2 separate regions of the Homo sapiens genome follow, and region 2 is linked to region 1. Evidence: chromatin loops called from intact Hi-C (ENCODE). Cell type or tissue: heart right ventricle. All regions are shown on one strand. Links, peaks and the distances in the headings refer to the core of each region. The heading gives the core; the rest is flanking DNA.

Region 1 (8,338 bases), core at 40-8,039:
ACAAGCTGTTTCCTTCTTCAAGCCCTTTGCAGATGCTGTTTGTTCCTTTTGCCTGGGATGTTCTTTGTCTACTCACTATGTGGGGTATCTGCTTATTCTTCTTTTAAAAAAGTTGTTTGCTAACTTAAAAATTATTTTTTAGTTTATTTATGTAAATTTATGAGTTACGTGTATAATTTTGTTACATGCATAGATCACATAGTGGTAAAATCAGGGTTTTTAGGGTATTCATCACTCAAATACATTGTACCCATTAAGTAGTCTCTCATCATTCACTTCCCCCATCCCCTCACCCTTTCTTTTTTTTTTTTTTTTCTTTTTTCGAGACCGAGTTTCGCTCTTGTTGCCCAGGCTGGAGTGCAGTGGCGTGATCTCGGCTCACTGCAACCTCCCACCCTCCCGGGTTCAAGCTATTCTCCTGCTTCAGCCTCCTGAGTAGCTAGGATTACAGGCACACACCACCATGCCCGGCTACTTTTTGTATTTTTAGTAGAGACAAGGTTTCACCATGTTGGCCAGGCTGGTCTCAAACTCCTGACCTCAGATGATCCACCCACCTCGGCCTCCCAAAGTGCTGGGATTACAGGCATGAGCCACCATGCCTGGCCCCCTCACTCTTTCAAGTCTCCATTATCTGTTATTCCACACCCTACATCCATGTGTACACATGATTTAGCTCCCACTTATAAGTGAAAACACGCAGTGTTTGTCTTTCTGTCTCCGGCTTGTTTCACCTGGGGATAATGTCTTCCAGCAATTCCATCCATATTGCTGCTGTTTGATTTTTTTAATGACTGAGTAGTACTTTATTGTGTACATGTATCACATTTTCTTTATCCAATCCTCTGTTGATGGACACTTAGGTTGATTCCATATCTTTGCTATTGTGAATAGTGCTACGATAAACATACGAGTATGGGTATCTTTTTGATATACTGATTTCTTTTCCTTTGGGTATATACTGTTAAAGGTTACCAGTAGTGGGATTGCTGGATCAAATGGCAGTTCTATTTTTAGTTCTTTGAGAAATCTCCATACTGTTTTCTATAGAGGCTGTACTAATTTACATTCCCACCAACAACGTATGACGTTCCCTTTTCTCTGTATCTTCATCCTCTTTCAACTCCACCTCCTCACAAAGGCTTTCTCTGACCAATCTCTCTAAAGTTTCCTCCCTACCCTTTGCTTTATTTATTTCCTGCATAGGACCCAACACCATGTGAAGTTATTTTGTTTACTTCTTTCTAGAGAATTGTCTGGAAACTCTATGGAACAAGGCCTCATCTGTTTCACCCTTTACCATACCTCCAGCACCTAGAACAATGCCAACATGTGGTAGGAGAGCAACAAGTATTTGTTGAATGAATAAACTTTAAATTTCTATAATTCTCTTTCAAAAAACAGCTTATTTTTAAAAAGCTCAACATTCAAATATCAACTAAGTAAAGAGACCTATTAAAAAGACAATTATTTAAATTACAAGGTGGACTCATTGATGTAGGAAAGTTTCCCTCTGTCTTTAACAACTGTCTGTGAAGTCTAGGGAGAAGAGAAATTTAATACCAAAATCTAAAATATTTTCCACCTATTCCCAAATCATTTTCTGTCACGTTATTCTATTTTTTCTTCTTCCTAGCACTTTTCATTCTGAAATTATTGTGCTAATTTCTGTTTCCTTGTTAATTGCCTGCTTCTCACCCCCTATCCAAGAGAGAAGAGACTTTGCCTGTCTTATTTTTTTTTTTTTTTTTGAGATGGAGTCTCGCCCTGTCGCCCAGGCTGGAGTGCAGTGGCATGATCTCGGCTCACTGCAAGCTCCACCTCCCAGGTTCATGCCATTCTCCTGCCTCAGCCTCCCGAGTAGCTGGGACTACAGGCGACTACCACCACGCCCGGCTAATTTTTTTTTGTATTTTAGTAGAGACGGGGTTTCACCGTGTTAGCCAGGATGGTCTTGATCTCCTGACCTCGTGATCCACCCGCCTCGGCCTCCCAAAGTGCTGGGATTACAGGCGCGAGCCACCGCACCCAGCCTGCCTGTCTTATTTGCGGCACAAGCCTAGCACAAAGTAAGTGCCCAGAAAACATTTGTTGAATAAGTGAATTTTAAATGCTTAGAAATAAAGAGAAAGAAACAATTAAGATGAACATGAAATGCAATGAAACACACAAATATGCACATGTTCACAAAAAATCAGGCCACAGAGACCTTTTTGGCAAGAGCTGCAACTGAAGGGTGAAGAGCAGACCACACAGTGAGCCAGGCATGAATTAGATTCCGTTTGTAACCCACTCCCCACGTGCTGTCAGAACTCATCACAGAGTTGGACTGGGAAGTGGTGGGTCAGGCACAGGGACCCAGCACACATAGGGGACCTTGCAGGTAGCCAGGATCAGAATACAAGCTGGACCTTCAGGGAAGCAGGCTGTGCCTGGATGTCTCAGGTCTCCAACAGGATGGTGTTATTTACACTTCCCTGAGGTCTACCATGAGCTGCCAGGAGGGTGGGAGTGGCGGCAAGATTGTCCTGTGCCTAGGAGGGCTTTGGTTGCTTTACTTGCTCCTAAGCCTGCAGAGGGAGATGATCTTGATTTAACCCAATTCAAACCAGCACCCATTATATGGAAAACAGTGTGCTACGTGCAGAGGGTGGTGGAGAAGTGAGAGGTGTGCCACCTGTGCCCAGGCTGAGGATAGCCACAGACAGATCAGGAAAGAGCAAAGGTGTCTCTCAAACAGGATGGATGGGCAAAGTGGCAGGGGAAAGGGGGCCAGCAGCCTGAAGTTATGACAAGAGAGGCAGAAAGATTCCCCAGAGGGACCAGTGCTGGAGGTGGCTGGCAAGGACGGCCTTCCGGGGCAGGCAAGCTAGGGCTTGTTTGAGGAGCCTGAGAGCCCTATTAGGCTGGAGGCAGGTACGGTGTGCAGGTAGGGTCTGCAGGTAGGTGCAAGGAGAGCAATTTATTACCAGAAGTTCCAGTAAAGTCCCTCAGGACCAATGAAGCCACCAAGCAAAGGAAAGTGGTTTTCCAAGTAAATGCCTGGAGAGCAGCTGCACAGCTTTGCCAGGAAGGGGAAGGCAGGCAAGGGCAGGCAGAACCACAGGCGGCACTGCAGTGATGGACGATACATCCAGAAAGGTATCTGGGGCATGTTGGGATTGAACAAGATAATGAATGACCACTGGGAGGCATGAGGGGAAACTGGGGAAGAGAGAGGGTAATTATAAAAGTAGTAGAAGAATGTTTTGTTTGGTCCTGGACAAACTGACTCTGAAATTAATCTGGAGTACACCAGTGTTCATAGCAGCATTATTGACAACAGCCAAATGGTGGAAACAACCCAAGATCCAAGTGTTCATCAACAGATGAACTGATAAACAAATATATGTAGGTGGTACATATATACAATGTCATATTATTGAGCCATAAAAAGGAATAAAGGAGCGATACATGCATGCTATGATGTGGATGTGGATGAGCCTTGAAGACACTATGCTAAGTGAAATAGGCCAGATACCAGAAGATACATATTATACAATTCCACTTATATGAGCTACCCAGAGTAGTCAAATTCCTACAGACAGAATGGTGTCTGCCAGGGACTTGGGGAAGAGGAGAATGGGAGTTAGTGTTTAATGGGTATAGAATTTCAGTTTGGAATGATAAAAAAAAGTTCTGCACTAGATCTTAGCCAAAAGGCTGAGAAGTGATCATTTTTTAAAGTTCTGGAAATAGATTTATTTTATTTTACTTTTTGAGATGGAGTCTCTCTCTGTCACCCAGGCTGGAGTGCAGTGGCGCGATCTCGGCTCACTGCAACCTCTGCCTCCCAGGTTCAATCGATGCTCCTGCTTCAGCCTCCCAAGTACCTGGGATTACAGGCACCCACCACCACACTCGGCTAATTTTTGTATTTTTAGTAGAGATGGGGGTTTCACCAAGTTGATCAGGCTAGTCTCGAACTCCTGACCTCAAGTGATCCGTCTGCCTTGGCCTCCAAAGTGCTGGGATTACAGGCATGAACCACCATGCCCAGCCTGGAAATAGATTTAAATGCCCTGGAAATGCATAGTGGTGGTGGTAATGCAACAGTGTGAATGTAGTTAATATCACTGAATTGCACAATTTAACATGGTTAAAATGGTAAATTTTATGCAATGTATATTTTGCCACAATAAAAAAATGTGGAAAAATAAACAAGCCAAGACTATCCAGGATATTTCTGAAAAAAGGAAGTAATGAAGAGACAAAACTCTACCAGATATTAGCACAGATTCTAAAACCTCAGGAATTAAGAGTATGGCACTGGTGCTTGATGACAGGGACAGAACAATGAAACAGAAAGAAAGTCTAGCAATAGGCCCAAATCCTTCAAGACTTTCATGTGTGGGAAAGGTGGCATCTGGAGACAGTGGTGGGAATAACAGGAGCCGTCAAGGAAAAACAAGGTTGGATCCTCATCTCATAGTTACTGCCGGAAGAATTCCAAACGGAGAAAAGATCTGAATGTACAGCACAACCCATCCAAGTACTAGAAGGAACCAGGGAAGAGTTCTTTTTTAATCTCAGCTGTGACTGTGGGTCAGTACATTCATCTCTCTGTGCCTATCTCATGGGGTCGCTGTGAGCGCTCAGGAATGAATGACATACATGCAAATGCTTAGAACAATCCCTGGAACGCAAATGACAATGGTCACTTACTATTCCTTTGTGATGCCACACCAAGACCGTTATCATCATCATCATCAAAAAGAATGAGGACATTTTATAAACTGACATCAAATGAGTATGAAAATATATTACTAAGTGAAAAAAAGTCAGATGCAGAGCATTGTATATAATATGCTAATTTTGGTTGAAAAAAAAGGACAGTAGAAAAAATGCACATATATATCTCTACATATATTTATAAGTGTATAGATACACACTCACACACACACACACATCTTTGGTGAGGCTGCTGCATTACACAACTCCAGGGGGCACAATTCCATTGTATTCCATGTCAATGGCATCCCAGGAGCTCAATATAAATGATGTCTCTTGGAGTCGTGCAACACAGTGGTGGCCCTGCTAACTTGGCTGCATGTGGGTAACATAACCTCTGGAAGAATACAAAGGTGGAATAACATTGGTTTCCTGTGGGGAAGGGACAGAGGTGGCTTGGTACATAGGTGGGAAGGAGACTTTTCACAATTCAGCCTTTGTGTCCTTTCAATGTGGGACTATGTAAATGCATTATAGAAAATTTCTCCTCCCAGAAAATAAATCAAAGAAGTTGTAAAAATAAATAGATATATATAGGAGTAATACATACAAGTAACAGAACATGTTAGAAAATTTGGGATATACAGAAAAGTATGACGGAAAGAATGATGATTAAGCATGATTTTTTTTCCTGGTCTCTGGTTGTGTCTGTATGTATGGGTGTGTTGAATGCTTTGAAAGGCAGCATCATGTTCATAGGGCAGGAGTGGGCAAACTGTAGCCCCAGGCTAAATCTGGCCCATCACCTGTTTTTGTAAATAAAGTTTTATTGGAAGCCAGCCACACACATTCAGCTGTGCATTATCTATGGTTGTTCTCCTGCTATAATAGGATCATTGAGTAGTTGTAACAGAGACCATATGGTCCTCAAAACCAAAAAATATTTACTATCTGGCCCCTTACCAAGAGAGCCTGCCAACTCCTGGTGTAGGGAAAAAGCATGGGTTTTGGAATGGGCTGAGTCTGGGTTCAAGTCTTGGCTCCATTGTTGACCAGCTGATGGGGTCAGGGGAAATTATTTACAATGTGTATTAAACATTGATATGGTTTGGCTCTGTGTCCCTACCCAAACGTCATGTTGAATTGTAATCCCCAATGTTGGAGGAGGGACCTAGTGGGAAGTGATTGGATCATGGGGACCGGATCTCCCTCTTGCTGTTTGCATTATAGTGAGTGAGTCCTCACGAAATCTGATTGTTTGAAAGTGTGTAGAATGTCCCCCTTCGCTCTCCCTTCTGCTCCGGCCATGTAAGATGTGCCTCCTTCCTCTTCACCTTCCGCCATGATTGTAAGTTTCCTGAGGCCTCCCCAGCCATGCTTCCTGTGCAGCCTGTGGAACTGTGAGCCAATTACACCTCTTTTCTTTATAAGTTACCCAGTCTCAAGTAGTTTTTTATAGCAGTGCGAGAACAGTCTAATACCAACATCATCCCCAGGACCTGGCCCTTGGTGAGTGTTTCATAACTTGCATGTATTCATTTTTAAAGCAATGTTAAGACCATATTGTATACTACTGAATGTACAAAAAATATATATGCTGTATATACAAAATTTTATATATAAGTTTTATATAAGAATCAAAATTTTATATACAAAAATTTTCATTCTTACTTTTCTTTTATCTAACATTATATCATAGTATTTTTCTACATCATTAAAATTATTTATAAACGTTATTTTCTTCTTTTTCTCTCTTTTTTTTCTTTGTACTTTTTATTATGGAAATTTTTAACCATAGATAGAAAAGTAGAAAAAGTAGGATAATGAACACCTCCATACCCATCTCCTAGATAACAACTGTTAACATTTGATGTATTGACTTCATCTACTTCGTTGCTAAAGTATTTTTAAGTAAATTGCAGACATCATGACATTTTAGTTCTAAACACATCCATATACATCCCAAAAGGGATATTTTCCTACATAACTTCAAAATTCACAATAATTTCTTCTTCTTCTTCTTTTTTATTTTATTTATTAATTTATTTTTTTGAGACGGAGTCTTGCTCTGTCACCCAGGCTGGAATGCAGTTGCTCAACCTTGGCTCACTGCAACCTCCATCTCCCAAGTTCAAGCGATTCTTATGTCTCAGCCTCCTGAGTAGCTGGGACTACAGGCATGTGCCACCACGCATGGCTAATTTTTGTATTTTTATAGAGACGGGGTTTTGCCATGTTGTCCAGGCTGGTCTTGAACTGACCTCAAGTGATCTGCCCGCCTCAGCTTCCCAAGGTGCTGGGATTACAGGCATAAGCCACCACACCTAGCCCACAATAATTTCTTAATATCATCTAATACTTGCTCCATATAGAAATTTTCACTTGTTTTCCACAATTTCTTTTATAGATGGTTTATTCAAACCAAGATCCAATCAAGAACCATGCATTTCAATGGACTGTGTCTTTGATGTCCCTTTGAGGTTGCAACAGTATCTTGTTCCAGCCCCTAACCAACCTCTCCCACTCCCCACTTTCTTTGTGTATAACTTTGACTTGTTAATGAAACCAGGCTAAATACATAGTATGCTAAATAGCTGAATGTAGCATAACTGTGCACTCATTTTCTTATTTCTGGACATTTCTGTGGATTCTAATGCTTCCCTAGCATAAACAATGTGGCAAAGAACATCCTTAAATCTTAGTTTGTCATAAAAGTACAAAATTATTTGCCATCTAGTGTGTTATTGTACTACCCTGTCTGCTTCCTCATCCTCTCTTTGATGTATATCTGGTGACCTGTGATATCAACTTGGATGCTTGTCTTACAGTCATTCTGTTCTCAGGAATTTGATTATGTCACAGTCTAACCTGGGTGCTCCAGGAAAACTGGTCTGCCTTTGCTTAAGCAAAATGAGTTATGCCCAATGCCCTCCTCCTCAGCCCATCCTGCCTCTCCTCACCCTGTCCAATTTCCACCCATCCCAAAGCCTCCAGCCAGTGTACTTCTTCCATGTACTCCTCCTTCCTATGTCTCTTCAGCAGAGTGGCCTCCTGCTTTTGTGCTACTCTGGTGACAATGATGCTGCTGGGTTGTACTTGGCCTCTGGGCTTCTAGCAAATCTTCTCTCCTCTCCTGGAGAGTGGGGACTGTGATTTATGTATTCCTGCCTTCTACACAGCATCCAGCACCGTCCCCTTCTCACAGCTGCACCATGCATACTCATTGACAGAATAAATGGACAGTTTGCAAGACATCAGTAGTGGGATGCAGGGTGTCAGCCACCTTGTAATCAAGCCTAATTAAAGATCTCAGAGACCTTGGACAAGTTATTTTGCCTTTCTAAGCCTAAGTCTCCTCCCCTATCAAAAAAATAAATAAAAGTATCTACCTAATAGAGTTTTTAGAAGAATGAAAGGAAACAAATATGTCTGTGTTCTTAACCCTATTAGACCCTATCAGACCTAATTTTTTTTTTTTTGAGATGGAGTCTTGCTCTGTTGCCCAGGCTGGATTGCAGTGGTATCATCTCAACTCACTGCAACATCCACCTCCCAGGCTCAAGTGAGCCTCCCACCTCAGCCTCCCAAGTAGATGGGATTACAGGTGCCTGCCACGATACCTGGCTAA
Region 2 (8,338 bases), core at 64-8,063, 290 kb before region 1:
ACATAATAAAATAGCAAAGGCGTCCTCTGTCTCTCTTGCTAATCCCTTCCAGACCCCTCCCACGCATCCTGTAACCCCTTCTGCATGTTTCTGGCAATAAGATTTCAGGGTCCACACTCAACTCCCACGTAGAGCTCAAGGAACTCACACTTAATGAACCAGATTCCGCTCTGGAATGCACTCCTTTTATGAGTATTTATGACCCACTCCTTTATCCCACAGAGCACACATCTTTAGCACAGGTGTTTGTCCTCACCCTTCAGCTACGCACCGGGGGAGGGCACCTGGTCTGACCAGTGTGCAGCCTACTCTCTTCATTTACTTTGTGCTCAAGGTTGATGGTAAAAATACAACCCAGTCCGTGTGGCTGTAGGGGGGGTAAAACTGTTAGCGGGGGGCCCTGTCCTCAGAGCAATTTCACTGTGTGCCTGTGGCTAAGAAGGACTGAGCACCGTTGATGTGCACTCAAAGGCTCACAAATGAGCTTGGGGGCTGGCGCTAATCCCTTTGAGAAAAGGAATCGTGGGCTATTCATGCCTCACTCCTCCCAGACTACAATCTCCAATGGAGGGGAAGACGCTGGGCAAAGCAATAAACCAAGGTTTAAAATGGTGCCTGCAGACAAATCAAACGTATTTTTCTAGATGCGATCAAATGTAATAGGGGGAAGAGCAAAGTCAAGGTAAGAATGGAAGATGGGGGTAGGCAAGCCGGTCATAAACCTCAAAGGGACTGGCCTGGCTTAAAAATCTCTTCTCAAGTCAGGGCCCCCTTTTGTTGCTAAGCAACCAAGCCTGAACAAACAGGCTCCTGGGGCCTTCCCCTTCTGCTCCCCATTTCTGAAGTCAGTTACTGGGAGGAAAATGGCCTGGCATGGTGGCTCCTCCAGCAGGCAGCTGCCCCCTCTCTCCCAGGCACCAGGATGATGGGAGTGGGCAATGCTAGTTTGGAGATCCCCATGCCCATCCCAGGCAGGACAAACTCCTTTTGGGCAGGCTTCAAGAGCCCCCGCCGACGGTAACCTGCTGGGGCCACACACACAACAGCCGTTCCACCTCCCGTGCACCACACAGGCAAAATCACCATAAGATCAACTGGTGTGTTTGTACACAGAGCAGTCACACTCGAGCATATGGTGATATGAGCATATCTCAGACTCAGACCCTGGGACTCAATAGGAATTCGAATGCCTGGGGTGTGGGTGGGTGGGTGGGGGATGAGTCCTGCCAGGTATCACGCAGGTAAATGTGACATCTGTTTTGCACCCATCTCCATATTTTCTAAGACTTTTGCCAAATCCTTATTTTGAACTGAAAATGCCTAACAGTAAGGAAAACAGCTGCCCTTCTGTGCTGGCCATGTTTTGGTACTGGGACTCAGATTCCCTTAGGAAATAAATGTTTTGGATTTTTTTTAAAACGTATTTTCAAAACCTCCTTTCAACAGTGCATAATTGGCTCTCCTTTTCCTTCCTAAGTTTGGACGTTTTCTAATAGCGCCCTCTCAACATTCGCTCCACCCTGGTGAGCGTGGGGGAGGATCTGTATATGTTTTTAGGGCAACCATTGTCATAAAGAATACAGCTCTTTCCTCTGTAGTCCGGCTGTACAATGGGGCTCGCAAAGACCTCCTGAATAGATAAAGTGTCAGGACGAAAGAAAAATTCTATTAACACGTTACAAAATACAACATCTAAGAAGGAGCTAGAGAGGAAAGAGAAACGGGAGAAAAATCAATATGGATAAGTCCCAGTGCTTGGGGGTAGAAAACTTTTCAGCAATTGCAAAATACTTATTAATTCAGAGAAGCCATCAATGCGATGGAAATCTGGCAGAACAGCAAGAGCTGAAACTAGAAGAATTTGAATATACAAAGACTGAATAGAATGAAAAACACAGTCTCACATACGAGACTGTTTCTCACGGTTCTATGTGAATCAAACAGAAGCGGCTTGTGTGAGTCAAGGGAAAATAAGGGGCACAGTTAAGGTAACTGGTATTCAATCCTGGAGCCAGCCAGCTGATAACTCTCTCGGTCTCTGTCTTTGTCTCTCTCTCTCTCTCTCTGTCACACACACACACACACACACACACACACACACACACACACACACACACACACCCAGGTATATCAGGGGGCTATGAAGACTCATCAACATGAACACACAGGCCAGGCCTCATTCAAGATGCTAGGAGAGCCCAAAAGCTTAGGGGAAGCTGGGAACAGGAGTTTTTCTTTTTTCTTTTTTTTCCTTTGAGACAGTCTCATTCTGTCACCCAGGCTGGAGTGCAATGGCATGATCTTGGCTCACTGCTACCCCCGCCTCCTGGGTTCAAGTGATTCTCCTGCCTCAGCCTCCTGAGTAGCTGGGATTACAGGCATGCACCACCATGCCTGGCTAATTTTTGTATTTTTAGTAGAGACGGGGTTTCACCACATTGGTCAGGCTGGTCTTGAACTCCTGACCTTGTGATCCACCTACCTTGGCCTCCCAAAGTGCTGGGATTACAGGTGTGAGCCACTGTGCCCGGCCAGGAACAGGAGTTTCTCTAACCCCTTATGAAATACCCCTTCTAGGGACACCACCCTCATCCTTATGATTAACTCTGGTACTTACTTCATGTTGACAACGCGCTCACCTGCCTTACAAAATTCTTTGTACCTGAAATGGGCACCTGCAGGCCTAGTGGCTCCCCTGAGGGAGACAGAAGGACAAGAGGTGTCTGATCCTCAGCATGATTTGTCCCATGTCCTGGCAGAACCCTGGTCTGTTTTGGGAAAAGGAGCTTATTCCAACCTTGAGATGTACCTTGTAATAACTTGGGGCAGGTTTGAGATATGGCCCTGACATCTTTAGTGGTGTATCTTTGTGAATGAAAAAGCAAAATAGGCCGGATATGCTGGCTCATGTCTAGTAATCCCAGCACTTTAGGAGGCTGAGGTGGGAAAATCGCTTGAGGCCAGGAGTTTGAGACCAGCCTGGGCAACATAGCAAGACCTCATCTCTACAAAAAAATACTAAAAACTTAGCCAGGCATTGTGGCACACACCAGTGGTTCCAACTACTCAGATGGCTGAGATGGTAAGATTGCTTGAGCCTGGGAGGTTGAGGCTGTAGTGAACCATGACTGCACCACTGCACTCCAGCCTGAGCTACAGAGCGAGACCCTGTCTCAAAACACAACCTCCCCCACCTGCCCCCCCCAAAAAAGCAAAGTAAAGTAACATTTAGGTAAGCTGGTGGGGAATGGGATGCCTCTGTCTTTGTCCTGACACCAGAAGGTATTGAACATATTTCTGACTACTGCACGGTTCAGACTATGCTGTAATATCCTCAGAAGTATGTGAGAGTCAACAAAGGGGACCTAATCTGTTAGTTTCTATGGCTGCTGGAGTTGGGGCAGGGATTCTCAAATATCATCCACATCAGAATCATCATCAGAGGGACTGTTAAGCCACAGATCTCCCGGGGGCCTCAGAGCCAGAGTGACTGATTCAGTAGTATTTGCATTTCTAACAAGCTCCCAGGTGATGCTGATGCAGCTGCTGGCCCAGAGACCCCTCTTTCCATGAGCTACTCTAAGGGTAAGAAGCAAGAGCAAAGGTTAAAGACACTGGGCAGAGGTTGCTTCTTCCTCTTTAACATACACTCAGTGGTCAATACATGAAACAAAATTTCCCATCTAGGAGCAAGTTCCACACTTCAGTGTGGCAAGTTCTCCCTCTCTTTGTTCCCCTTCTCTCAGATGTTTATATTCTAAAATCCTAAAAATGATGATGGTAGACCCCACGATGGAAAAGATGATAAGAAGAGGGATTTCTTAGTGGCAACCAACTTGCCCTGCACCCGATGAAAGAAAAATCCAGATTCTACTAGGATGACATAAACTTTCCTTCTAACAGATAAACTCTTATTCACAGATAAACTCATGTCTAGATCTATCTAACAGATAAACTCATGTCTAGATTATGCAGCCAATCCAATCTTGAATAGAAAACTTAGCAAATGGTAACTTTATTTACTTTTATGCAACATGCATGTATGAGGCATTCGCTATTTGCAAAACATCAGCCTAAGTACAAATAAAAGACAACTCACACAGGTCTATGGTGGACTGATGATATGAATGGTCTCACACCCGTTCCTCTGTGAGTTTGCGGTCCTTCTCCCCCAAAGAGGTGGAGTCTACTTTCATCCCTTGAATCTGGGCTTAATTTGTTAGGGCTAATAAAATGCGGTGGGGGGAAGAGTATGCCTGTTTTGGGCCTAGCCTTAAGAGGATTTGCAAGTTCCTGCTTGTTCTCTCTTGCACCTCTGCCATCACCATGACAAGGGCATGCCCAGGCTAGCCTGATGCAGGATGGGTGGCACATGGAGCAGGGCCAACTTCCCTGTGCCGAGGCCAGCCTAGATGGGTGGACAGCCAGTCACCCTCAAAGCATGCAAGTGAGGCCAGCCAGGATCAGCAGAACCACTCCAAGTTTACTCCAAACACGTGAGATAAACAGTTACTGCCTGCCCCTGAAGTTTTGGGGTTAGTTACACAGCATTCTTGTGGCCATAGGTAACTCATACGTGGTCCTCATTCTAAAAAAATCCCCCAAAACAACAAAGAAAGCTTGTAATCAGAAGATAGACAGTCTAAAATAATACTAGAAAGCAAAGGAAAGAAAAGGGGCAGAATAAGGGAAAGTGCTAAATGTGGCAGAGAATTAAACTATCAGGTTCCACATTCCACATGGAGCACGCTCTTCATGGAACATTCCACATGGAACACAGGCATTAAGGTGTGGACGGACCTCTTCTAAATCTCACCCCATCAGCAAGGTTGGAGACAGAGATCCTAGAAGCGCCAAGAGAAACTGGCAACATGTTCCTCACTAAATGAGCACCGTGAAAATCAGCAATAATTACCACTCAAGTCAGTGGGTGATGCCTCTCTAATCCTAATTCATTTAGTGAATGAGTGAACCCTCTTTCTAATGAGTCAAAAGATTTATTGTGAGCCAGGCATTCTTGCTGGGTGATTTTAGAAGTAGCCAGATGGTACTGACCACATCCAGGGGTTAGACTTGAGACAGCCCAGCTCACGTGCTGGCTGAATAGGAAAACTTTAAAGACGCAATGCAGGCCGGGCGTGGTGGCTCACGCCTGTAATCCCAACACTTTGGGAGGCAGAGGTGGGCAGGTCACTGAGGTCAGGAGTTCGAGACCAGCCTGGCCAACATAGTGAAATCCCGTCTCTACTAAAAATACAAAAAATTAGGTGGGCGTTGTGGTGTGTGCTTGTAATCCCAGCTGCGCGGGAGGCTGAGGCAGGAGAATTGCTTGAACCTGGGAGGTGGAGGTTGCAGTGAGCTGAGATTACGCCATTGCACTCCAGCCTGGATGACAGAGTGAGACTCCACCTCAAAAAAAAAAAAAAAGGACACAATGCAAAGGTACATGGAGGGAGGTCAAAAATGCTATTGTCCAGTTAGCTGGCTAATGGGTGGGAACCTACAGTATGTCCCCTGGACCACTGCCTCTTCTGCTGAAGGTTTTACAGTTTTGGCTCCCCAAATACATAGTAGGTGAGTGAAGCTGAACTGATCTGAGGACACAAAAAACTTGTTCCCAGGAGACAGCTAAAGAGCAGTGTTGCTGGTACGTAACTCAGCAGGTGTTGGGAGGCAGCTGGGTGTGGTGGGGAGTGCCGCACCAAGCATGGAGGGAGTCCAGGTTCTAATCCCAGCCCCACCAGGATCTCACTGAGGACCAGTCACCTCCCTCCTCTATCCTCAGTTTTTCTTCTGTGAAAGGAGGAAATTCTATGAGATGGCCCCTAAGATCCATGCATAAAGACTCTCTGCCTGGAATGCTAACATGGACTCCAGAGGCAGCTGGGACGATGCTCTGGAAGCATTGACTTGGCCACTGGGCTTTTGCAAACTCTCTGTGCTGTGAGGCTGCTCCAGAGCTTTGCTGTGGCCGATGCATGCCCTGAGAAATGTCCTACTCCTCTGGGGATATAAATATACACACCCGCAAGCCACACATATCAAGAACAAAGCAGGAAACGGCACTTCAGATGATCCTTAAATTATCTGGTCAAATGCAAGGAGGGAGGGGAAAGGGAAGAGAAGAAACCCAGCTCTCCAAACTCCCCCAGAACAAATGCCCTTGAATTTCTCTTCCTGCTCCCACTCAAACGCTCCAAGTGTTAGTATAAATAAACACCCTCAAATGCAATACCATGATACTATAGTGTGTCAGGCTTAACAGGCATTATGCTCTGTAAACTCAAGGAGCTAAGGCCACAAGAGTGAGACTCGGCTGAGGTGGCAGGACTGCCCAGGCCACAGGTGCCTGGGGCCTGTGGTGGAGACAGCCGCTGCCTGGGTCCAGGATTACGCAGAACATGGGAAGGCACTGTCTCCACCTCTCTCCCTGCCAGCTTAGGCAAAACCCAAATCGGTTCCTTCCGTAAAGCTCAGGAATAATGTGTAGTTTATTGAAATAAGACTTTTCCGTGTGCTCTGGCCTTGAAAAGGGTGGGGTTGGTCTGTCTTTAACCATTCTCCAAAGAGGAAGGACGGAGAAGAAGGAGCAGACTGGAAAATCCCATTGGTTCATTCTGAAATCTACATCAGTGATTTTTCAGCCGTGACTGCTCACCAAGGCCACACCCCAACCTATTAAATCAGTACTCTGGAGTGGGCAGCCCGAAAGAGGATTTTTTAAAGCTCCCCAGTGATCCAGGGTACAGCCAAGGCCGAGACCCACCGTTCTAAATGGCTAAATAGAGCTGAGTTGAGCCGTAACACAGCATATGTGTGTGTAGACAGGCCCTAAGTAAATGAGTATTAATGGGCCTTCTGCTGCCTAAAGATTAGAAGTTCATTCCCTGCCAGAAGTCAGGAGCAGGCACTCCTTGCCTCATCCTACTTTCTTAGGGCTCTCCTTAAGCTTAACTCAGTCTTAGTACAAGAAAGCCAAAGTTCTATATGAGAAGCAGCTCGGAAGAGCCAAAAATGAACAGAGGGCTTTAAGAAAACCTAACAAAACCATTGTTTTTTTTCCCATCACCACCAATATTTTCACAGGTATTATTACTACTTTCGTGGTCACAATAACCCCACGAGAAAGGGAGTATTACAAATTCTCTGAGACTCAGTTTTCCTACTGGTTTGTCCTAGAGCCGGCAGGGGCTGGGCCTGGGGTTCAGATGCTGGGCTTTTGAGTCCAAGCCTCAGCCTGCCAGCCGCTGCCTTCCTGCCCATCTCAGGTTCTTGGCCTCCTCCTGCTACAGCCAGCCTTTCTGTCCCTGTGTGTTTACCCCTGGAAGACTGCAGTGATGAAGGTGCGCTTGGAGTTTCTATCCCAGCTGCTGCTGCCAGGCACGTTTTTCCTTCATTCCAAATGTCAAAAAATGCTAGTTTGCATCCATCTGAAAGCCTGTTTATTTTAATTTGAACCCAGGCCTTTACTGACTAACAAGAGAAAAAGTCTACATAATTTCTCCTCAACTAGGGCTGGGGGCAGTGGCTCACGTCTGTAATTCCAGCACTTTGGGAGGCCGAGGTGGGCAGATCACTTGAGGTCCCGAGTTCAAGACCAGCCTGGCTAACATGGTGAAACTCCATCTCTACTAAAAATACAAGAAAAAAAAAAAATTTAGTTGGGTGTCGTGGTGCACAACTGTAATCCCAGCTACTCTGGAGGCTGAGGCAGGAGAATTGCTTGAACCCAGGAGGCGGAGGCTGCAGTGAGCTGAGATCATGGTACTGCACTCCAGCCTGGGCGACAGAGCAAGACTGCCTCAAAAATAAAATAAAATATCTCCTAAATGAAAAAAATTGTTCTTAATTGTGGCAAAAAATATATAAAATAAAATTTATCATTTTAACCATTTTTGGGGTCTACAGTTCAGTGGCATTAAGAACATTTCTCGAACTCTTCACAGAAGGCTCCCACACCTTACAATGGCCAGAGTATTTTGTCCCCATTAGCAAGACCTTTACAGCCCTTAATTTTTTCCTACATTTACTTCTTTTATTCTTGTGGGATCATTCTATTTTCCCATTTAGCTTACAAGAAAAAACGCACAATGTTTATCAGATAGCAGTTATGAATTCAACAAAGGGACACCTGCCCATGGGAACTGAAAGATGTGGGGTCTTCAGACAACTTAATCCTGGAGACGTAGACATTTTATCTACCTAAGGCAAAACCTCCTGCTCAGAGATTCTGATTCCACAAGTCTGTATCAGACTCTAAGTTATAAAATGTCTATCCTCCTGAAATAATGATTGTTATAATAACTACCATTTACTGGAGCGTAATAGGCAATTTGCA

The links. A loop is a pair of places that touch in the nucleus more often than their neighbours do. Peaks named below come from ENCODE experiments on the same cell type or tissue, not always from the same donor. Only the 100,000 strongest peaks of a DNase experiment are listed, where the experiment ranks them.
Region 2: a loop joins it to region 1, with 2.3 times the contacts of the local background. A loop is called at or near these places in 17 of 110 quality-filtered maps.

What each region holds. Positions count from the first base shown.
Region 1 is chr17:57,231,633-57,239,970 of GRCh38, reverse strand. No RefSeq gene overlaps it. Among named protein-coding and RNA genes, the nearest start is that of MSI2, 21 kb to the left of the region's middle. In heart right ventricle, for the core only: no CTCF peak of the experiment used is centred there; no DNase peak of the experiment used is centred there.
Region 2 is chr17:57,520,140-57,528,477 of GRCh38, reverse strand. The region is part of intron 6 of MSI2 (musashi RNA binding protein 2); the gene reads right to left. It overlaps LOC101927557 (a long non-coding RNA gene), which reads left to right and starts at 4,881. Exons shown (of 3, transcript NR_110808.1): 1 at 4,881-4,922; 2 at 5,572-5,647; 3 at 5,786-6,230. RefSeq lists enhancers at 1-670, 3,546-4,745. In heart right ventricle, for the core only: no CTCF peak of the experiment used is centred there; a DNase peak (open chromatin) is centred at 4,377; H3K27ac peaks cover 2,453 bases.